3 separate regions of the Homo sapiens genome follow, and regions 1 and 2 are each linked to region 3. The links are chromatin loops, found by intact Hi-C in ENCODE. Cell type or tissue: heart right ventricle. All regions are shown on one strand.

The links. Hi-C counts contacts between places; a loop is a spot of excess contacts. Peaks named below come from ENCODE experiments on the same cell type or tissue, not always from the same donor. Only the 100,000 strongest peaks of a DNase experiment are listed, where the experiment ranks them.
Region 1: it touches region 3 in a loop (5-fold over the local background); 31 of 110 quality-filtered maps call a loop at or near these places.
Region 2: a loop joins it to region 3, with 5 times the contacts of the local background. A loop is called at or near these places in 9 of 110 quality-filtered maps.

Annotation. Positions count from the first base shown.
Region 1 is chr4:100,089,352-100,097,351 of GRCh38, reverse strand. No RefSeq gene overlaps it. Among named protein-coding and RNA genes, the nearest start is that of DDIT4L-AS1, 97 kb to the left of the region's middle. In heart right ventricle, CTCF peaks have their summits at 1,147 (motif pointing right), 3,567 and 3,775 (motif pointing left); DNase peaks (open chromatin) are centred at 1,181 and 3,691; H3K27ac peaks cover 1,807 bases.
Region 2 is chr4:100,587,956-100,595,955 of GRCh38, reverse strand. No RefSeq gene overlaps it. Among named protein-coding and RNA genes, the nearest start is that of EMCN, 74 kb to the right of the region's middle. In heart right ventricle, no CTCF peak of the experiment used is centred here; a DNase peak (open chromatin) is centred at 4,605.
Region 3 is chr4:100,734,834-100,742,833 of GRCh38, reverse strand. No RefSeq gene overlaps it. Among named protein-coding and RNA genes, the nearest start is that of LINC01217, 53 kb to the left of the region's middle. RefSeq lists an enhancer at 4,035-4,114. In heart right ventricle, CTCF peaks have their summits at 620 and 3,844 (motif pointing right); no DNase peak of the experiment used is centred here; H3K27ac peaks cover 3,073 bases.

The sequences.
Region 1 (8,000 bases), 650 kb after region 3:
AATGGTATTCCAAAAATACGTCTCATCTTCCCATGTTCCCACTCAAAAACTTCAGTGGCTCTTCACTCTCTCCACCGCCCTGGTCAGGGCTGGGAGGATGGTTTTCACATGCCATGAAGGGATTTTTTTTTTCTTTCTTTTCTTTTTTTTTTTTTTTTTTTCAAAAACTAGATGCCTCTCATTGGAACTTTTTACTAGATGGCTGCCTGTGCCTGCTCTTCTCCCCTCCCCACAAAACACACTCACATGCACTCAAGAAAAGAGGATAATAATCACTGGTCAGAGTGTATCACATCCCCAGGCGCTGGCCTAGGAAAAAAAAAAGTTTAAGAACTACTGGACTATAAAAGAATGTCCAAATTCCTTGTCAGGTACTTGAACTCATATCCAATCTATTTATCTTCTTTATATTTGTTTCCACCAAGCCTGACTGAAAACCTTTTACTACTAGAAACAGGATAAAATCAGTTAGGGAACTCGGTCCCCACTATTGCCAAGTTTACAGCATAATGGGAGAGAAAAACACAACATATTCAGAACATGAAGGTAGAAAGCCAAGGTGCCAAAGGCAGCGAGGGAATGCAGGCTCATGGTTCCAGAGCAAAAAGGAGAGCTCTGGCCTCCTCAGTCATCCTGGATTAAGAAGAAGAGTTTCTCTGCTTGGGTGTCATATAATAACTTCCTCTCTATGAAAATGTTGTACAAGCAACTGTTTATTCTCTTATTCCTAGTCTCACCTCATGCCAAACAAGGGTGTGGGCAAAACAGCAGGCTCAGGATCCAAGACAACATAACAATTTTCTGACAGATCCTGAAAACAAGTAAGATATATTCTGGTAGATTTTGCTAACCACCCAAAGTGTCTAAAGTGGGAAAGAAAACAAAATAAAACAAAAAAAAAGGAGAGACTGTGGGTATGTGTCATTCATTCATATTTTGTAAGTTGCCCTACTGTTTGTTTTGTCAGCTATTTTTAATAATAATAAGCAAAACAGAAAAACAGAGTCACAAATAGAAGATGCATATTTAGGGTCTCTAGCTAAGCAACAGGAGATGACAAAGTAAGAAACAAGGTCAGATTCTCCTGAAACCCAGAAAGGGTTGACTCATACAAGGGCCTCATTGTGTACCTCTCTGACTTCCACCAGAGGGAGCGTGTTCTGTGCGAGCGAGCACGTCTGCGTTTGCTAATTATCCTCACAGGACAGCGGGGACTGGAAGGTGGAAAGAACACAGGCAAAGCTGGCTTTGATCCTGGTTTCATCACTTTCTTGCAACATAAACCTCAGTTTCCTCAGTCAACTTTCTTTCCTCTGTGAAAATTAAAAGATAAAACTTTCCTTGCAGATAATTTGGTGAAAATTAAGAGATGATAAGCGTGAAGAGACTGGCTCACAGTGGACACTCAATAACTTGCAGCTACTATTAATATTACTTTTGTTAACCCTAAGCCAAGGCCACCACTCTTTAACCCATAACCATATGCCCCAGTGAAAAAGCACAGTGAGACCACCAGTGTTAGCAAATCTTCCCAACAACTCAAGAAACCATCAAAACTCATGAGCTGTAGGAGGGTAGGCAAATACTAACTTCTTTAAGTTTTTTCCTCATACACATCAGGATAATAACATCAAACTTCTAAGGATTCAAGAGAAATTATTTTAGATTTCAGTTCGGGTTAGAACCTGGCACATAAGAAGGCTCAATAAATGGTAAATGTTGTTATTACCATTCCTCTTTTTCAAATTTTAAAAGTGAGAATAGATTGACATTGTTCTTTTCAAGAGGCTGAATTTTCAGACATCTTCTCTACCAAATGATGTCACCCCCTGTCTCCCATGAGCACAGATGAAATTAAGACCCCACCTTTGAATGTTCCTTTTCAGATCTTCTTTTTCCTTTCCTTACTTTGTTTTCCTTTGAAAGTGGCCATTGATGTTTTTAAAAAGGGTTCTACTAGTTTATCCGTTGTATCTATTTTAAGGCACTGTTGGGTGGGGAGATGGTAACGTGAGCACAAATAAATTACATCATTATCATTTTCTCCTACGTTGACCATGGTTAAGGTTTTAGTCATGCGCAAGTGACTTAAAATTACATAATATGTATTTTGGCAATCCATCCTTGCTGTAGTTCAGCTCCCTGAATTTCAGAAGAAATGGGCCACTTAATAAGCCTCATCCAAGGGACTTCAGAGTCATTTCACCTTCATAAATCCTTGGAATTTCTACATGATAAAACTAGATTATGCAGAAGGTGTAATACATGAGGATGAGGCATATTTCCAGCAAATACGTAAGCACTGGGAGACTAATAATAGCCAAACACCTTACTCTACTAACAATTAGGAGGAATATAAGAAGAGGGTGCTTTGGTGTTTGAAGCGTCTAAGCCTTGGTTTCTTATTTTACACTTTCGTTTGGAGGGCAGATTGTTTTGAGTCAACATAAAGTGACTTCAGCTGAAGGGAGACTGGGATGTTCACAGTGGGCCTATAAACATTTTTAAAAACATCATTCAACGTTGATTCTGCCTTCACGGAGAGCCTACACTACACCAGGCACTGGGTTGGGCACTGTGACAGGGCTGATTCAAATAAACCCTTATGATATTTCCCTGTTGCTAAACTTCCAGAGTATTGACTGGCAATTTTTGGCCAACCTTCAAGCCTGATACATTCTTCTTTATTTGTCAATCTACCCTTTTGGTAATGTGGTAAAGAATCAAGTGTTTCTCTTCAGCAGCAATTCATCAGATAATTGCTCACTTTATTTAGTTGATGTGGACACAGCCAATCTATGTCATTCTGGTCAAAATAATACATTTGCCCTAACATTAGTGTTTTTTGTTTGTTTGTTTGTTTTTACTCTGAATTAAGCACATGAGGCCCTCAACAGAACCTGCATTAGACATAGCACCTGGTGGACAAAATATCCCTAATAAGCATTTGCTTGATTACATTCAGGCTTTAATTTTATTATCTAGAAAAGTGCTATTTCACCTTTATAGGTTTGGATTTGGTTATGTACTTTAAAAGCTTCAGGTAAAACAATGAGTAGATTCCTTTGTGAGAGCCCTCACAGTAAAACCAGAAGGCTGAAGGATACTGAGAGCATAGCCTGGATTGCGGATCCTAATTGACCAGTGCTGTGGTCTTACCTGGGTCATTTATCAGCTGTAAACAGTAGGCAAATTGTTTAATCTGAATGTCTCCTTCCTAATATTAGCATTTAGAACAATAATTCCAACTGGATGAGGTTATTTTTGAGATTTAATAATATAATAAATGTAAAGCCCATGGCATATATCAGACTTTTAATACATGTTTATTTCCTTTTTTCCCTCTCTCCTAGCAAAAATTTAACTTTGTCTTGAAGCTTGCCAAATAAGAAGGCCCCCAAAGTTGCTTGCTCTTGCAAGGATTACAGACTCTCATATTCACTCAAGTACTTAAGAAGTGTCAGGCACATTCCAAACTCCAAAGGAAATTAAATGCTGTTCCCCTGCCACCCACTCTGTCCCCCAGGGACCCCAAGCACATTAAAATAACATTAAGGCAATGATTTAAGCTGAAAATTGGGCTGCCAGGGAAAGCACCAGGCCCCAGTTCTCAGAAGCTTAGCTATACCTATGGGCACAACAGGGTGGCTCCCCTGGCTGGCTGACGTCAGAGCTTAAAGTTGTTTTTACCCCTGGCATTTGTGGGAAGGAAAGGGAGGGGTGAGGAGCGCGGGTGCCTCTTGTTCATTAAAAAAGCCTTCTGGGGACCCCTAGTGGCCACCAGCTATCATAGGTTTCTCTGCCAAAAGAAATCATGAGGCCTCAGGAAAACTACCTGGGGCTTCAATTGTATTTGTCTTCGTTCTCTCCTCAGTGATCCAAGTTTTTTCTCGGAAGTTAGTGGTTAAAAGGTAACCACTTTGTAACAGGCCTGTACAGCTCTCAAGTTTAGAAATTGGAGTTACGGGTGGCATAGACATCAAAATGATGGCATCAAATTGAAGGAGAGCTCTGAAATCCTCTTTTAATCCTCACCAGGAAAGCAGAAGGCAGAGCAAGCAGGCTGAAGACTGACAGAGAAGCATTTGCATGTCCTCCATGAGCCCTGATTTTCATGGGAACAGCTGTCTCAGTGACTGCATACAAGGTCCCACTTCTTAGATCTGTTCCCGGAGACGCAAGAGAAGAAGTAGAATAATAAGTCAAGGCTGTCCTGCTCATAAACAAATGTCAGACTCTTGTAGCTGGTGTGTTTCTGCTTCCTGAGTCTTTATTTCCCAAACCCCAGTGAACATAAGCAATAAAGCTATATCATGCTGGGGAATAAATAATAAATGATTCAGCCTCGACTCCAGGCATGTGTGGAGAATAGATATGGACCCAGCAAGGATTTATATACACAAAGCACCACGACACTCCTGGTGAGAAACTTTTCCTTTCGGGGAGAAACTGAGAAAACACAAGTTTGTTTCAAAGTGGAACAGGGGGTGATTTTGGAAACAACATAGTGTTAGTCATTCAGATTAATCTTCAATTCAGCCCTCCAAGCCTCAGTTCTTTCCTCGCAATGATGAGGCCCAAAGCTAACTCCTCTTTCGGCAATTAAAGAAGAGAGTGCAACACCACACTTAACATCCACTAACAGATGAGGTACCAGAAGCTTCAGCGTAGCCTAGAGACAGCACACTAGGCATAGCTATTAAGGACCCACCTTCAGAAATTTGCAATCTTGTGTTGTTAAATTAAATAAGCAGGAGACCATTGGCCTGGGACTGTCTCATATTTTGAGGTCCTACATAACAAACCACAACCTAATCTAGTACATAAACAAGCCAAAACCTAACTTAGGAGTATATTTTCTTCTTGCGAGTAGCCAAGTTTCAACCAATCACAAACAGCTGACCATCAAGCCAATCACAGGGAGCCAACTGATCAGATCATGCTCAAATAAGGCAGATGCCTCAACACGCCGTGGCCCAAAAAGGCAAATGCCTAGCCGAAGCCAATCAGATGATTTTTTTTCTATTTTTCTTCTGTGTTCATCCTATAAAAGCTTACTGCTTACACTGCTGGGTGGAGCTCTTAAAACCTCTTCCGGTTCTGAGTATTGCTCAATTCACGAGTTGTTCTTTGATCAAATAAAGTCTGTTAAACGAATTTGTCTAAAATTCTTCTATAACAATATCTCTGGCTTTCTTGCTGACTGTCCTGCCTTAGTGGTCACTGGAGGTAGAGCTATCACTTGCGGCATTAGCTGCGACAGGAAACATCACCCCAGGCAGCCAGAACAGAAAAGGAAAATGGCAGACAGCACAGGTTTTCAAGGACTAGCTTGTCATTCATGAGTCCTTTGAGCATGCTTTTTGTAGTGGATTCAATGGTTACACCCCAGAAAGATATGTCTATGTCCAATCCCCTGGAACCCATGAACATGATCTTATTTGGAAAAAGGGATTTTGCTGATGTCATTAAATTAAAGGTCTCGAGATGAGATCATTCTGGATTATCCAGGTAAGCCCTAAACTCAATGACAAGTATCCGTATAAAAGACACAGGGATCAGACTGACCAACATGGAGAAACCCCACCTCTACTAAAAATACAAAATTAGCCTGGCGTAGTGGCGCATGCCTGTAATCCCAGCTACTCGGGAGGCTGAGGCAGGAGAATCGCTTGAATCTGGGAGGTGGAGGTTGCGGTGAGCCAAGATCACGCCACTGCCCTCCAGCCTGGGCAACAAGAGAAAAAAAAAAAGAAAGGTACAGGGGTGAGATATAGAGAGACAGATATGAAAGTCATATAGAGACTGAGGCAAGTAATGGAATTACACAGCCACAAACCAAGGAATGCCTGGAACCACCAGAAGCTGGAAGAGGCAGGGAAGGATTTTTCTCTAATAGTCTGTGGAGGGGACATTGGCCTGCCAACACCTCAGCTTGACTTCTGGCCTCCAGAACCATAAGAGAATAAATTTCCATTTTTTTTCCATCACCCAGTTTATCATAAGTTTTAAGGCAGCCCTAGAAAATTAATACATTTTCAAAAAAATTGACTGAACACATTCTCCATGCCAAACACTATGCCAGACACCAGTGATACAGCAGTAAACCAAACAAAGGCCCCTGCACTCATGGAGCTTATTTTACAAAGAGAAAAGAGATTATACACTGGCAAATAGACAAACAAACAAAAATTTTTTTGAGAGTGAAAAGTCCTGCAAATAAACATGTCAAACATGGCCCTGTGGTAAAGATCATATACCTAGAAAACTGTACAAAATCCTCCAAAAGACACCTAAATTTGATAAATGAATTCAGCAAAGTCTCAGGTTACAAAATCAATGTACAGAAATCAGTTGCACTGCTATACCCCAGCAAAGACCAAGGTGAAAATAAAATTAAGAACTCAATCTCTTTTACAATAGCTGCAAAAAAAAACTAGGAATATACTTAACCAAGGAGGTGAAAGACCTCCTAATACAAGGAGAACTACAAAACACTGCTGAAGGAAATCATGAACGATACAAATAAATGGAAACACATGTTCACAGAATGGAAGAACCACTATCATGAAAATGACCATACTGCCCAAAGCAATATACAGATTCAATGCAGTTTCTATCAAAATATCAGCATCATCTCTCACAGAATTAAAAAAAAAATTCTAAAATTCATATACAACCAAAAAAGAGTCCTAATGTCCAAAGCAATTCTAAACAAAAAGAACAAATTTGAAGTCATCACATTACCTGACTTCAAGCTATACTACAAAGCTATAGTTACCAAACAGCATGTATTGGTATAAAAGTAGATACACAGAACAATGGAACAGAATAGTGAACCCAGAAAGAAAGACAAATACTTGCAACCAACCGATCTTTGACAAAGCATACAAAAACATAAATTGAAGAAAGGACACCCTATGTAATAAATGGTGCTGGGAAAACTGAATAGCCACATGTAGAAGAATGAATGAAACTGGATCCCTCTCTCTCACCGTATAAAAAATCAACTCAAGATAGATCAAAGACTTAAATCTAAGACCTGAAACCATAAAAATTCTAGAAGAAAACCTAGGAAAAACTTTCTTCTGGATACTGACATAGGCAAAGATCTTACGACTAAGACCCCAAAAGCAAATGCAACAACAACAAAAATAAAAGGGACCTAATTAAACTAAAAATCTTCTGCACAGCAAAACACATAATCATCAGAATAAACAGACAGCTCACAGAATGGGAGAAAATATTTGCAAACTTTGCATCAGACAAAGGATTAATATCCAGAATCTACAAGAAACTCAAACAAATCAGCAACAGTAAAACTAATAATCCCATCAAAAAGTAGGCAAATGACATGAATAGATATTTCTTAAAAGAAGACATATAGATGGCCAACAAACATGAAAAACTGTCCAATATCACGAATCATCAGGGAAACACAAATTAAAACCACAATGAAATACCACCTTACCCCTGCCAGAATGGCCACTATTAAAAAGTCAAAAAACAATAGATGCTGGTGTGAATGTGGTGATGTGGTGAAAAGGGAGCACGTTTACACTGCTGGTAGGAATGTAAATTAGTACAACCTCTATAGAAAACAGAATGGAGATTTCTTAAAGAACTAAAAGTAGATCTACCATTTAATCAAGAAATCCCACTACTGGGTATCTACTCAAAAGAAAAGAAATCATTATATCAAAAAAACCCTTTGCCAGGTGCAGTGGCTCACGCCTGTAATCCCAGCACTTTGGGAAGCCAAGATGGGCGGATCACGAGGTCAGGAGATCGAGACCATTCTGGCTAACACGGTGAAACCCCATCTCTACTAAAAATACAAAAATAAATTAGCCGGGCTTAGTGGCGGGCGCCTGTAGTCCCAGCTACTCGGGAGGCTGAGGCAGGAGAATGGCGTGAACCTGGGAGGCGGAGCTTGCAGTGAGCCGAGATCAGGTCACTGCACTCCAGCCTGGGCGACAGAGCGAGACTCTGTATCAAAA
Region 2 (8,000 bases), 150 kb after region 3:
CCCAAGAGACAACACAGTTAATCCCTTGAATTCTAGATACTCATCCCTAAGTCCAATGTGTAGCAACCACCCTAGCTTCTTCATGGTGATTGGGCTTGATTACTCCCACTAGTATAGTAACTCCTGTCTTTGCCTTAAAAAAGGCCAGATGGTGGCTGCAACCTCTAATTTGGTGTAACTTATTTTGCATTGGCAAAAGTTTTCTTTCAAGTAAGGTGGCTCGGTAGATAATTGTGCATTCCAGAAGTTAGTATCCCAACCCCACAGGAGTTGTATAAAATAATTTCTATAAGAATGTATTACTGCCCTTTTAAAAGTGAAAAGACACAAAATTGATCTGTTACCAAATGGCTAACTGGACTCCCTGAGGAGTGCAACCACAGTGCTCAATCTTGGTCTCTGCTGCCAGCAGGTTGAGCATTCAGCAGGAGTAAGGTTAGCTCAGCCTTGGTAAGGGAAGGCCCATCTTGTCAGGTTCATGCACAAGTTATAATCCTGTCTCACATTGTTTCAAGTGTGACACATAAGTTATGCATGTGTGGACACTGAGTAGTTTCCACAACATCTCCTGCCTCCGACAGGAACCCCTGGGCATAAAGTGAGAAACACATGATATATATTTAAAATCAATGTGAGAAAGAAGTTGCCAATTGAGTCCCAGATTTACAGTCATGATGGAACAGTTTGTGCTGGTGCTACGACACTTTCTGGCCTACATGCAGAACAAGTATATAGATCATAGTGACATACAAACTCAATCTGCTCTGTCCTGATTTTCTGGTGCCTTAAGCAGCTATTTAGTGTGCTTACTGGGCAAGTCAGCCTTGAAAACATAATAAAAGGCAGACTATGTGATATACTAAAGTTAGGACAAACATTCAACCAGTATGTCTTGGTGTGGCTTACTGACTGGTGGGTTTAGTGGGTCATACTTCTATTTGATAAAATTTTAGAAAGCACAAATGAGAGTAAAGAAAGATTTCCAGACTGGCATGGCTGAAAGAAAGGCAGAAAGGCAAGAAATAGAATGACTTCCATTAGAATTACTAATCAACTCATTGTCTTAAAATAAATGAATAAGTTAGAAGCAGGATCTTGAGGTTTTTGTTGGATGAAAAACCAATAAAGGTTGCTGCGACTTAATAGACAAAATAGGGTTATAGAGGGTTTTTAAGAGGAGTAACGGCACAACCAGACTGTTGCTATATGAAACACAAGTTAATAATAGTGTTTAGGAAATCAAATTTAAGGTTAGGAAACTCAATGACTTTAGCCTTACTTGAAGCATAATGAGGCTTGGATTTCCCTAACATCAATGTGAATGAGTAAAAATGAGGACTGAAGTAAGATATTACTAGGCTTAGTAATAGTCATTGATGGGTGAAGGCAAGGAGGAAAGACATGACGATGATTTGAGAGGTCAATCCTAAATTATCTTCATGAGTGGAACCATCTTTTAATTTTGATCCCATTGAATCTGAGGTATTTGAATGTCAGAGTAACGATACATTTGGTAGGTGTGTGTGTGTATATATATGTATTTATGTATGTGAATACATACGCATGTATGCATATAGCTGATGTGAACACAAAGATACCCAGATCAGACTTCAAGGAAGGGCTTGCTGTTTAGCTGCAGAACATGTGGTCAGAAGCCAGCGTCCTGCTATCTTGCCCATCAGATCTGCCTTAGATTCAGATAAATCCTTTGCTTGAGGTCACATCTCTACCAGAGCAGCCTGCCCCCAGTGACTGAGCATGGCAGGGGTATAAAGTTCTAGCCATCATGACCTGTTGCACAACATCTAGTAAGCAACACTTGCTACAGAGCTCCCTGCCACTTCCACTTCTTCCTTTGCCCAGTTGTACTTCTTCCCCATCCTTTCTGCAGCTGTTCGTCCCTAGTAAACACAATGCACTTAAACTGTGTCTCAGCATTTGCTTCTGGAAACCCAATCTGTGATGGTAACAATGTATCATTTTGGATTCTTGTAGATGCAAACTATGAAATAGCCCACTAAATGTGTCTTAAAAATTTATTATCTCATAAAAAGTTCTGAAGCAGGAAAGTAGCAGAGTTAACTAATGAGTAATTCAGTGATATCATAACAACTTTGAATTCTGTTCATCTCTCCATTTTCTCTTCCTGAAGATTGTCTTTTTTTCTTATACTTGTTTCCTCATAATCAAAAGATGATTGTCACAAATTCAGGGGGCATACCCTAACAACCAAGTCCAAAGGCAAAATGATAGTTTCTTTTCCACATAATTTTTTTTTCTTTAATTAGAAAAAGAAAAATTTCCAGGTCCCAGTGGCTTGGGTCGGGATACCTTCTTATCACTGATAAGGACACAGCAAAGATAAATTTGGAGAACAAGGAGGTTTTTGAGTAAGTAACCATCATTGTCTGCCACAGAAAAGGTTCTAAATTTGATTTCACAGATGAAGTATGGAAGAAATATCCCACTTCATTTTTCCCTCTAAATCAACTTGCATTACATTATAAGACTCGTACTTCTTTGCATAGAAGGAAATTCAATCACAGTCTATAATCTAGGTTTCCCTGGTGCAAATGTTCTGTGATATTATTTGATCCCAAAGCATTAATGAAAACCCAGCAATTCACCAGCCAACACTTGTTTTCACTGAATCATTCCTTGTTGCAATGCACGCAGTACCTTCAAGTCTGATGTTTTCACTGCTTCTGTATTATTGGTCAAGCATGTGAGTTGATGCTGAGGCTGGGAACCTTGGTGGCATGGATACTACCTCCTTAGGTGCACCATTCCTCCAAACCATCCTGTTCAAAGTCTTGCCATTGCCCTGCTCTGTTTCCAAGCAATGTCCTGGCCCCTGATAAATGTAAAATCTGCCAATCTCTGACCACTCTTCATCTAGGGGAAATCCTTCCTGTAGGTCAGTCTCCTTTTAATTTTTTTTTTTCTCTCCTCCTCTCTTTAAACAAGGAGCACACTCTTTTCATCAAGTTACAGTGTAGGCTTTCTGCTCTGTACAAATCCATAAGATAAGGAAGTTCTTAGAGCTTGATTACTGCTCAGAATCAGGAGAATGGGAAATGCAGAGATCAAAACACAAAAGAACAAAATGTATCTTGACCCCCATCCCCAGGGTTTCCAAAATCAGCAAATTAAAACACAAGAAGCCTAGTTAAATTTAAATGGCAGATAAGCAATGAACCTGTTTTAGTATTTCTTGCAGGATAAATTATTGGGCATCATGCATTTTATTGGTAACTTTAGACATCCTCCCCTACCTCCTTCAAAGTATGTAATATTGGTTTGAAGCTTGGAAGAGAAGTTGCTACTGAAAATATAGATTTCAGAGACTTGTAGATTTCGGCTGAAGCTATGTAAGGGATGAAAACTCTAAGCGACCTTAGGATGTCCGGAGAGAAAGACAGACTCTTAAATTATCCTTAGTGTCTGGAATAGTGCTTAACATATAGGAGATCGCAATAAAAAAGAACAAAATGAAAAAAAATCAAACAAGAAATAACTAAGTTGAAGTGAGAGAAAGCCACTCAAAAATAAGCCAATTTCTTTTTAAAATTTTGTTTTTCTCCTGAAGTAATGTATTTTTTTCCTACCATTTTCATTATTTTTTTAGTAGATTATGTCACACAGACATAATTACTGTGGCACTTTTTATGAATTCTCAAGTGAAGACAGATCCATGTTTATATTATACTCTCATGGTTATTCAAATTGACCACATATGTGACCTGGACATTATATTGGTAAACGATTCTCCACTGATGAATAATTAGAAGAATTAATTCGAGAAATCAATGTCTAGTTCGAGATACTCTCAGATAATTCTTGATGTAATAAAGCCTTAAACCTCAAAACAACTTTAAAATCTACACAATAGAGGTGTTGTTCATCATATTTATGGGTATCTTAACTTTGTCACACTTTCATACGGTGCAGATTCAGAGCTTAGGTAGAGTCACAGCTGTTGTCTAGAAATCAACATTAAGTACCCTAACATACCAGATTCTAGAAAGTATGATTCTAATTGTGTTGATCTAAAATTCTCTTCAATATAACTGATTTTTCCCCATGGAATAATCAAGAATAGAATTAACCTGCTATATAGAGAATGGGGAAGGACAGCTTCAAGCAGTCATGACTAGAATCCCAACCGTGGAGATAGAGCCCAGGCGGCCAGGACATAATGTCGCAGAGTGGCAGACCTCACAGTCACTGCTGCAAGTCACCAAAGAAATGTCACGTCCCATGTAGCACTCGGAAATGCCCAGCCTTTGCTCAACCTCCCTGCACACATGTGGCTCCCTCCACAGTACTATATTCAAATGCAGGGCTTATACTGTTCAGTTACCTTAAAATCACCTTAACTTGTAACATTTCCAGAAAATAAGAATGCCTATGTCTAAGTTGCCAGCAGAAATAATTTTGAATTGAATCAGAAGGAAGTTTCCTTGGATCAGAAAGATTGTGCAGCAACTTCAGCAGTGATTATTATTCCATCTGTTGATGTGATTATGGAAATTCTGGCTGAGACTGTAAGTCTTGTGCACTCTGCTGTCCCTCTACTCTCCAAAGGATGGAGGGCTGCCAGCTATGCAAAGTGCTGGAAACGGATGAAAGCAAACTGCTGACCTTGAAGTACTGTTCAGGAGCTCTTAACTCTTTCAGATACAGGTAGTGTGAACGTGTTTATGCATATTTACTCAGCTTTGCAAAGCAGATTGTTGGGTTTTTTTAATTTTTTTAAGCTGGCCTCTGAACTCCATTGCATGGTACCCAAAGAAGCTTATGAAGCTCAGAGGGGATAAAATGAAAAGCAGTGGTAAGTTTAATTGAAAAAACAGGATATTCCATGCACTTGGCAACTTGAGCAACTGAGGAAAATGTGAGAGGACCAATGTTGCAGTTACACAGTTGAAACCAAAAGGATTTCTTATTAAGAGAAGCAACAATATAAAAGAATTAGTCCTCTTAGCTCTTACAATGTATATTTTATTTTTGGCAGTAAAGGTGGCTAGGAGTTGCAAGAAATGCTACTATTTACAATAGAAACAATTTGGCTTTTAATCATTGATTCCTTTTTAACAGAAGGGACTAAGACTGAAACTATCACTTTATGACATCAAATTTATCAAGGAGAGTAAAAAAATGCAATGACATGTGGATGCTGCTAACTCCTGAGAACTTTTGGTACCACATGGATTCCGTGTGGGTTTCTGAAATGCTCCTATCTGATTTGGCTCCCTTAGATACGCTCTTCCACCACCTGCATGTTTTGAAGAAGTAAGATATTTTCTCTCAGAAAATAACAGGATGAGCAATTTTGTATGCCTCTTTAAGATACTGGCCATGAGCTTCTATGTCATTTTTGTGATTCAGCTTCTCCAGTGAGCCATGAGACTCAACTTGATATTGTTAAAAAGGAAAAGGAATCCTCTGTGCATCTGATGTTGTTGTAATATCTTCAAATGTAAAGTGACTCATTTCAGCCTTTGAGATGATCCTGAGTAGAATCATTCATGTTATTCTCTACTGAAGCTATTTATTACCTAGAAGTTTTCCTTTACAGTTCTCACTTAAGATTCTCTCCACCTCCTCAGAAGAGCAAGCCTGAGGATAGAGACGTGTCCAGTTGAAAGTGAATGGTGGACACCAGTGTGCATTGTCAAAGTCCATTGGGATCAGCTTTCAGATAACACACAACCATCGCTGAAGGTCTTCAGTGCACTACGCATTCTCTATTCAAAATAAGAAGAAGGAAAGTTTTTTCTCTTTTAACCAAGTCATTTCTTTGTACCATGGAAATTTTAATCCTAGTCAAGGTTTGAGAAATTAGAATGGTCTCACTAATCCAGGGCCTAAATAAAGTCACAGTGGAGTCACAAAGAGTTAGTCTGGAAGCAAGTAAGCCTGGTTTTTTAACCCCAAATTTTGAATATGAATAAATTCATATCATTAACACTAATATTTTTTAATGCCAGATGTGTTTTTTCCATTACATCGAATGTCATTGTGACTTGGAAATATGGACATTACTGTTGAAACTTTAATGAATTTAGGAAAATGCTGTTGGTTAATTTCTGGTAAACCATTTTTTAAAATGGTTTTTTTCCTTCCTAAATATTTGCTCCCAAATTGATGTCCCCAGTGCACTGAGTACACCAAACCTCTCTGGATGGCCAGTTTCCTCAGAATTTCCTCTTCCCTTTTTTGTTATAAGTCATCATTGTCCCAGAGCTGCAAGCATGGTCTGCGTTCTCCTGGGAATCTTCAGATCTGTTTTTTTGTTTGTTTGTTTGTTTGTTTTTAAATATCCATAGGGACTAAAGCAGGGCTGGTTTTATAAGTAGCACAATTAGCATTGTTTGAAAGTCTTTTTAACATTTTAATGACTATTTCTTGAGGCCCTACCTGCCTTGCCCTGCTATTCTAATTACTCTGGAAAATGGCCATACAAAAAGAAACAAACATCCCTAGTGGAAGAAAGCAGATTAAAAAAAATTAGAACAAATAAAATATGTAGTTTGTAAGAGATAACGACTACTATAGTAGAAGATAAAGAACGGTAGGGGCCAGGGAATCCTGGGAGTGAGGGAAGAAACTAGTTTTAAATAGGGTGGTCATGAAATGTTTTACTTTTTAAAGTAAAATTTTAAACCAAAGACGCATAAATAGATGAGGAAGAAAACTTTTCAGATATCTAAGGGAAGAGTATTTCAGGCAGAAGGGTTAGCAAATTCAAATGTCCTGAGGCTGAAGCATGTTCAGCAGGTGTGAAGTACAAGGAGGCCAATGTTGTTGCAATGAAGTGAGCAAGAAGCAGTTAGGTGCAGTGGGGTCAGGGAAGACATCATACAAGTAGAGAAGGCCTGATGAAGTAGGGTTTTTCAGGTTACTGTAAAGAATTTGGATTTCATTCTAAGAGACATGGGTAGTCATCGATAGAGTTTAGCTTAAATTCCAACAGTATCACTCCACTTGCCTGGTTGAAAATAGACTACAGAGGGGTAAGTGTGGGATGAAGGTAGAACAATTTATAAGCTACAACCATAGCAAAACTCGCAGGACAATGACTGACACTTGGACCAGGGTGGTGGCAGTGCTGCTGGAATTTGTGACTTACTTAGATATAAAATAGGAGACAAAGAGCAGAGTCAACGATGACTCCAAGTTTCTGGTCATTTATTGAGATGGAGAAGAATGTCAGTTGTTAAACTCCTTGATATTTGCTCTTTAGCCTTGATCTTGTCCTTTGATCTGTTGCAGTCCATTCAGAGAAATAATCCTTTATTTCAATCCCTCTCTCCATTTCATAACCATTTGGATTTTTGAAAAACCTAAATCTTCTGATATTATAAAGTCCCTGGTATTGTAAAGTCTTATAACTCAGAACGTGGACAACCCAATAGTTTCATATTTTATCAACGTGATTATTTTACAACATTTGACAAGTAGAATAAAACGATGTGTGTTGCGTTCCTGTGGTAATTTAAATATCTTAATGTCTTAAAGGGACAATCATCAGATTCTGCCCTCAGAATTTTGCTTTGTCCCCGGCAGAAGGCATTTTGGGTGCTTGACTCACTTATGTGGATGATTTTAACTACACCATTGTTTCCATCTTGGACACTTGTTTATTTTAGGCCTCATGACAGATGAGCTCACCCAGACCTTAAAATGCAGACTTTAAGGTTGCATCAGACTATAACTTGATGCTAACTTTGTTTATTCCCCTCTTCAGTTACTGAAGTTACACCCTAACCTCTGGAAAACAACTGGAGACAATGTTTATTTGATAACAAATTAGAAGCTGGCGTCCCAGTTCTCTCTGAGTGTGACTATGTGTATGCAATTTAATGATACTGCAACTGCGTATTATGGTGTATCAACTCGCTTTCCTTTATTCTTTGAGATTTGTTTTATGTTTGGGAGAAGCAAAGGAAAGTGGTAAATGTCTTCTAAAGTGGGAAATTTCAAACCCTGAGATA
Region 3 (8,000 bases):
CCTGTTAGGAATGAAGCTGTGTATCATAAAGCAAGTTACGAAAATTTTATGTGAGGAGACAAAATCAGAGTCACAAAATCCCTATGGTAAGATTTCTAAATTCTAGGCACATATTCAGTTCCCAATTACCCTTATTTTGTAAACAACTCTAACTAGGGTAGTTATTTGGTTTATAACTATAGGAAATCATGGGAATTGACAAGTGGGATTATGTACTATGGGCAGTGAAAAGCAAACAGAGAGTCTAGACATGTGACTGAATATTCTACTGAGTTAAATACTCAAAGGAGACAACAGTCTGAGATGCCTTTGCCTAGGATCAAATTTGCACTTGAGAAATATCTCTGATCTAGCATAGTAATTTATATTGATGATAATTATCTGTAGTCATCAAAATTGTTAATTATTTTCAGTGCAGTAGCTAAGACATTAGGGACTTGTGCAGTATCTTTGAAGAGGCTTTCTATCCAAAACTACTAAATAAAAGATATGTAAAAGCACGGATCCTGTGTAGCTGTCAAACTCAACTATCCAAAATGATTCATTCTCCAAGTACTTTTTTTTCTTTCTCATCTCGGTCATGTAAAACATCTCACAACATCATGTTGACCCATAGGTGGCAATATTGGTATTGTGCGAGTCAAGTCAAAAAGATGGGGGTGAGTAAGGCAACATAATTTAATAGCGCAATGAAGAAAATGATTGAATCTGAAATCCAACTTTGATGAACATAAAATAACTTTACCAAATCTTCTGGAATTTAGCCCTTACTTACAAAATAACCCCCACTGATTTATAGGCTTGGATTTGAAAAAAAAGTCTAAATTATATGTCCTGAAAAAATGTTATTGTATTTTGAATGTATTTTTGTTTATGTATAGTGGTTTGTTAAACTTTGTATTAAACCAGTTTTTCACAGCTATATTCCTAATATCTTTGTTTACATTTAGGAATATTAGGGTAAAATCCAAATTATACTGTCCAATATCTACAACTAGGAATTGTGTCAGCAACCTTGTGGAGGACTCAGGGACCACTTCTGGATGAATTAAGGCCGTTGGTCCCCAGAACGCTTAGTGAATTTCTGATGTCCATTGAAATAATGATTATATATAATGTCTTATGTGGTGAAAGGACCCTTCAGCCCTTTAGGACAATATGTTTTAATTGTTTTTAAGCTAATTTAATATTTCTTAAAGTTTGTAAACCCATGTGCCTATTTGTTCAACACAATAATCTCACAGCATCTCTTCTACCCCTTCCTAGATTCTGATACTTCACCTTGGGGAGAGGTATAGCTTTCTGTTGAAAACTGTGCTCTTCAAATCATCCCACCATTTTACTTTTCTATAATGTGTATAAATATTTTTCTCATTTTTCATTATAAAATTATAACATTGATTATGCAGGCATTTTCTTTTTTGCCCTCTAGTAACTCTGATATACTCCATCTCTCCAAGTTGATCATCATAGCCCTGAATAAAATCAGTTTAAGATGATAAATATGACAGTGAATAGAAAACAAAGAGAGGTATGTGCATGTGTGTATGTGTGTATGTTTGTGTGTGTGTGTGTGTATGTGAGACACGGAGAGACAGAGAGGGAGGGAGAGAGAAACAGAGACAAAGACAGAGAAAGAGAGACATACAATTGCGTGGCATAAAAGAAACACTGACAAACTTTGAAAAATTTTAAGTGACAAAAATAAACATTATGCAGTTTCTCTCACCTTCTAGACCTGAGATATCTAATACAACAACAAGTATCCACATGTGGCTATTTAAATTTTAGTAAAGTTAAAAATCTATTTCCTCAATCACATGAGCCACATCTCTAGTGCTGAATATGCACAGGTGGCAACTTTATTGGATGGTGTGGATATAGAACATTTCATTATCACAGAAAGCCCTATTGAACGGTGCTGCTCTATACTTTAAGTTCCTTGGGTTATGATCCTTTTAATTTTCTATTTCCCTACCTAAAACTTTGTATGTTAGAGGCATTCAGAAAATACTTGCTGAGTAAAAATAAAAGGGGATTTCTATTAAAAAGTCTAGAAAAAATTGTGAAAAGCTTCAGGGACTAATTTGATTATTTGGTTTCTTATTATAGAGAATATGAAATATTACATATGCAATATATGTAAATACAGATGTATAATATCGGTATTCATTGGTACTTCTAGTCTTATCTCCGGCTTCCCTTTCTCATTCCTTATAAGGCCACCATGGAAAAGCCTTTTGTCCAAAGTTCTATGCTGCAAAGGGACAAATTAGTCCCAACAATGGCTTTCCAAGCACACTCCAAAGATTGACCTGGCATTCGTTCCATGTTGTTCTCTTTAATTAATATTAATTAATTCACTCCTTTCTGGGTTTTCAATTTGCCTAGATAAGGCATTATAAATTAGAAAATGTAACACATTCAGTTTATAATTTAAAGGGCTCTCAGCTGATAGTTAATTAGCTTGATTCAGGAAGGATAAACCAAAAGAATGAATTTTTAATGCTAATTTAAAGGACATTAGTTGCTATGGGCAGAATGATTAAAATGCCAGTTTGAAGCAGGAAAATTAGAATGCAGCAGCAGTGGCAATCATAGATTATCAGTGGTTTTTGTATATATGCCAGGATTATAAGACATTCTGTCACCTGCCTATAGAAAAGCTTGACAAGTTCTGGAGGGTTATTTTGGTCTAAGACACATGATGGGTAAATCTTAATTGTCTTATCTTTTAACATGTGTTCATCCAAGTCTCCTCAGGGATGCAATAAAGTAGAGTTATATTTTAGAATGAGATGTATTTACCTGGCTTGATGCATTCATCACAAGTAGCAGAGGGTTGACACTAGCCTATCCTTCCAACCTTGTTTAACAACCACTTACTGAGTACCAAGCACTGTCCTAAGCATTTTACAAATACTAACTCAGGTAATTCTCATAACAAATCTATGAGTTTCATACCATGATCATCCCCATTTTTTTTTTCAGAAAGAAAACGGAAGCACAGAACGTTTAATTAATATGCTCAAGGTCACACAGGTTGTAGGTGGCAGGTCCTAGATTTGAACCCAAGCAATCTGGCTTCAGTGACTATACTGTTAACTAGATAAGAAATCCAACTCAGCAGATTATTATCAGCTAAAGACAGCCTCTCAGTTAACTTTAAATGCACTGTTATCAACATCCAAAGATTATCCTCAAAGATGTCATCCTTTCTGAGGAACTCCAGAACACAGACATAGTGAAATGTAAGGAGTTGAGGCTCACTTACTCTATATTTAAAGATCCTTAATGGATCAGAAGATTCTTGGGGATCAGCAAGGTGTCTCTAATGTTGCCAAACGATTAGCAAAAAAGCAAAGACATAAAGTTTCAAACAAAATTAATCTTTTAAATTCAATCACTCAAACATTTTTAAAAACATTTACAATAAACCAGGCACTAGTCTGGGTGCTGGATAGATGTGGATGAAAAAGACACCACCCCTGCTCACAAGGAGCTAAGAGTTTAGTGGGGTGGGGTGGGGGTGGGGGTGGGGCGGGGGAAATGTAGACAAAGGTAATTTTGTTATGGTATAGAAAGCTCAAGAATGGATATTATATCAAGTACTAAAAGAGGAAAGAGTAGGGATAGCTAACCCTTCTCCTGTAGTGAAGAATAATGTTCAGGGAAGGTTTTAAGGGAGGTGAGATTTGAACTGAGATGTAAGAATGAAGACTGAGAAGATTGCAGCATCCCCCAGCCTTGGCATTTTTGACAATTTGGACTGGATAATTTTTTGTTTGGAGGACTGGCCTGTACGTTGGAAGACGTTCGATGGAAGTCCTGGCCTCTACCCACTAGATGCCAGCAGTGTCTTTCCTCAGGTTATGACAATCAAAAAAGTCTTGAGGTATTGTCAGATGTCCCCTGGGAGACAAAATTGTCCAAAGTTGAGAACTACTGAGCTGGGAGAAAAGGTGGTGGGAGGTGGCTGGGACTAGTAGAAAGGGAAAGATGCCTGTCAGGGAGAGGACACACTGGGGATGAAGGCCTGGAGGTAAAAGAACTGGGTATGTATAAAGCTGTTGGGGCATAAGTGTGAGGTGCAATGTGGCCATGAATGGTTTCGATGATGATAGAGGAGGAAAAACTCACTGGTGACCTGGAGAGAACTCGTAGCAAGCACACACAGGCAGGAGATGGACTAAAGGTTACTCTGAATCATAAATTCAGCCAGGCTGCCTTATGGACTTATAAGGAACCAAAGCCAGCATCCACACCAGTTAGGTGGGGCACAAACAGACTGAGTGACTCATTCTGAGCAAAGGAGCTGCACTCTCCCCAAAGGCAGGTTGGAGGCTAGCTAAGTTCAGACAGTGGTTTTTTTTTTTTTTTTTTTTTTAAGGGAGACAGACATGGTCTAACATGAGGAGAGAGGATTGTGTTCACCCTAATCTTTTTGCTATGTAAAGCGTGAGACTGTGTGATAGGATATCTTCAGATCTGACAGCATAAGTGAATTCAGCAAGGCCCCACTGAGAACTAAAATCTTTGGTGAATGAGCTGCCCTATTTAAGTAGATTTTCCAAGATGATGAAAATCCTTAGTGCTTCAGTCCGCTCCCTTTAAACTTTAATCTTATTTTACTTTATATTGCTTTCTTAGCATAAATGAAACCTAATTGGACTTTTCCTTGATAATTTAATAGTAGTTACTATGATCATTAGGGTGGTGTCTCTGAAGGGTGATCTAATTTATTTTGCATCCTCGGGCAAATCAAATGGACCAACTATTGCAATTGTGTTTTGTAATTTTTTTGGTCTCATTTTTATAGCTAGATATCAGCTGTAGATTTTCACAACATTCTCATTTTGTTGTCTTCTGCCATAATTCAAAAACGTTGTTGGTAATCTTTTTCTTTTTTCCTGAGAAACATAATAACCAAGTTTGCTAGATTTAGGTCTAAAAACAGCTAATCTAAGCTCCAATAATGCCATAAACACTTATCTGATGTTTAATGTATGCCAGACAGTGTTCAAAATTGTAACACTCTCCTTAATACCAAAAGTACTTAAGTCTTAGTGCATCAGGTTTTACAACTATGTCAGTAGTCTTTTCCTTTTACTCTGAAGTTCTTTTATGTGTTCTGAGAAGTTAAGTGGCTAGAATTTTGATATTCAACTAAATGGGATTTTATATACTCATGATATAACACTTTTAGAAATTGCTAAACTCAGGAAGCAGGTGATACTTTTAGCAATCTGGAACTGTTCAACAGAGTAACAAGAAGCAAGGTGAGATTTTGTAAAAGAAAAACACATTAGGCTGAAGACTTTTGCACACATTCCATTCGGGACTCCCATCTTTTTGACCTCTTTAAAGCAGGAAGCTACTTAGGCTCCCTTATCAAACGACTGAAGCATGCACATTCACAAACATGGCTTCTTAGTTCAGGGAGGTCAAGAGATTCAGCAATTTGAAGAAAAAGGCAAATGCTCCAGGATGGATGTGTTCAAAAGACCTGGAAAGAAATTCTTGGAGGGTTGCCCTTTCTTCCTATGACACATCACAACTTCTGGTAGAAAATCAAGAAAGGAAACTGGGCAACCATGATGATTAGTCATAAGGAAGGAGACAACAGGCATTATGAAGCCAACAGCTGCAGAACAATGGGAACCATGAGAGGCTATTTTTGTTTGGTTTCAACAATTAATTGAACCTGACAGTGTACTCTGCCTTCTCTCAATCTTCTCTTACTAAAAGTGGAAAGTTTCCATGCTAAAAAAAAATAGTTATCTTTTTCCTGCTTAAGAATGATTAAAATGCCATTCTGCTCTTTCATCTTCATGTGTTTATCTCAAAATGTACTTATTACAAATATAAAAATATTCAAACCTATAAAATGACAAGTATCTGTTATTGTGTTTCCACTGCTAGTGCTTTGCTGCTATTTAAAAGGCTGCCATTTGGAATCCTAAATTTGAGATTGTAATATGTTAGGGACCTCCCTTGGCAGTAAATATGGAAAAGAATAGCCAAAGGCCTTTAGTAGCAGATGGCTTATGTGGCGGTCTTTATATTTTTTGTGTTGTTTTGTTTTGTTTTAATTCCAGTTGGTGTCATCACAAAAATAAAAATTCACCTAGGAATGATTTGGTTACCTCCTAATTTTTTTCTAGTATTTTCCAAACTGCTCCAAAGTGAAAGCAGATGGAAATTTTACACTATCAAATCAGAAAATAAAATTGTGAAACTTTTGAAAAAGCTGTTGCCAACTTATTGGGTCTTGGAGAAGCTGGTTATGGGTTTGGCAGTATCTTCCCAAACAACAGTGGTTCTTTGGAGCTTGTGGTTCTGAACAGTGAGTGGTTCTTCTGACTTAAGGGGATTTAGTACATTTTCTTAAGCATAGACACTCCTTTGAGCTGAAAGTTTCAAATATCCAAGACAGCCTTCAAATAAATGGATGCAGGTACCCTAGAAAGGTAACAGATGATTTTCATAGACATCTACTACTCATTAATGCCATGAGAAATATGGGCAAATTCAGGTGCATTCTCTTAAAGGGACTGTCGCAGAATTACAGAAAGGTAGCGATAAATGGAAAGGTTTTACATCCTTGGGCAGGAGTCATGAAATGCCAGTGGGAGAAAGACATGAACAAGCAAGAGTGAGTGTGAATACAGAATAGTTACATGGGATGAGGAAGATGTTTGGGAAAAATAATAGTGAACAGGAGGTGGAGATATGCAGGAAAAAGCCCCCATAAACTGTTTCTATGTCTTGTGCCTTCATCAGTGCTTCTCTACCTCTTAGCTTCTCTAACATCTCTGAGATTTAAATAAATTTTCTGGTCCCTTCTCCCAACCCACCAGTGTAAGCACAAAGACCATGGCATTCCTAATGGACACCTGCTGCTTTAGACCTCACTATTTATTCTATCTTTTCCTGCTAAATTTTCTTCCATTTGGGGTGCTATATTTTACCTATTGCATACAATCTGGTGTTATAGCATGTGATCCATACAGTTTATTGGAATTTTACTTTTGAGAACACCATCAAAAATACTTGCAAGGGTTAAGGCTCAATCCCCTCAAAGGTGGCATCCTGAAAAGACTGTTTATCAGTTCCTTCTATGCAGACTCCCCAGAGCTGAGTTTTGTCCTTCCGTAGCCTAGTCCTTTACTTGAGCTATTCCAATGCATTCCCTTTCTACTTGCAAATTTCTTTTGCTATGATGACTGGAAGATTGGTCTATTTTCTTGGACAACGATTTATACAGCCAAAGTGCAATTTTACTTGAAATGTTCTGACCTCAGACTGATGTACATAGTGTCCATTATCAGTGGTCTCTGTATAAAAGAATGTGTGTGTGTGTGTGTGTGTGTGTGTGTGTGTGTGTGGGAGAGAGAGAGAGAGAAGAGAGACAGAGAGTGCATAAGGGAAAATGACACCAATTAGTCTTGGAATATCAAGGCTTAACTTTGATTAAATAAATGATAGACACTTCTGAGATGTAAATGTCCCCATTTTATTGCTTGCTCTGTTGTGATCAGCACTCTTTTACAGGTAGTCTTGCATAAAATTCTTCGTGCAAAATCAATAGGGTTCAACTGGGGAGACCAATGGGCAATTGCTTAAGATTTATGTCATTTGCCACTTTTGAATGATGCCTTTTAATTTGTAGCTATTCCAGGCAAAGTACTGGTGAGCTTACGCCACTTATCAACTTTTTTCTCTCTTTTATTTGTGTTTTTGATAATAGTTATACATTTTCAAACTAGCCAGTAATTTGAAACACATTACTTTTTTTTCATTTTATCACTTATTTTTATTATTATACTTTAAGTTTTAGGGTACATGTGCACAACGTGCAGGTTAGTTACATATGTATATATGTGCCACGTTGGTGTGCTGCACCCTTTAACTGGTTGTTTAACATTAGGTATATCTCCTAATGCTATCCCTCCCCCCTCCCCCCACCCCACAACAGGCCCCTGTGTGTGATGTTCCCC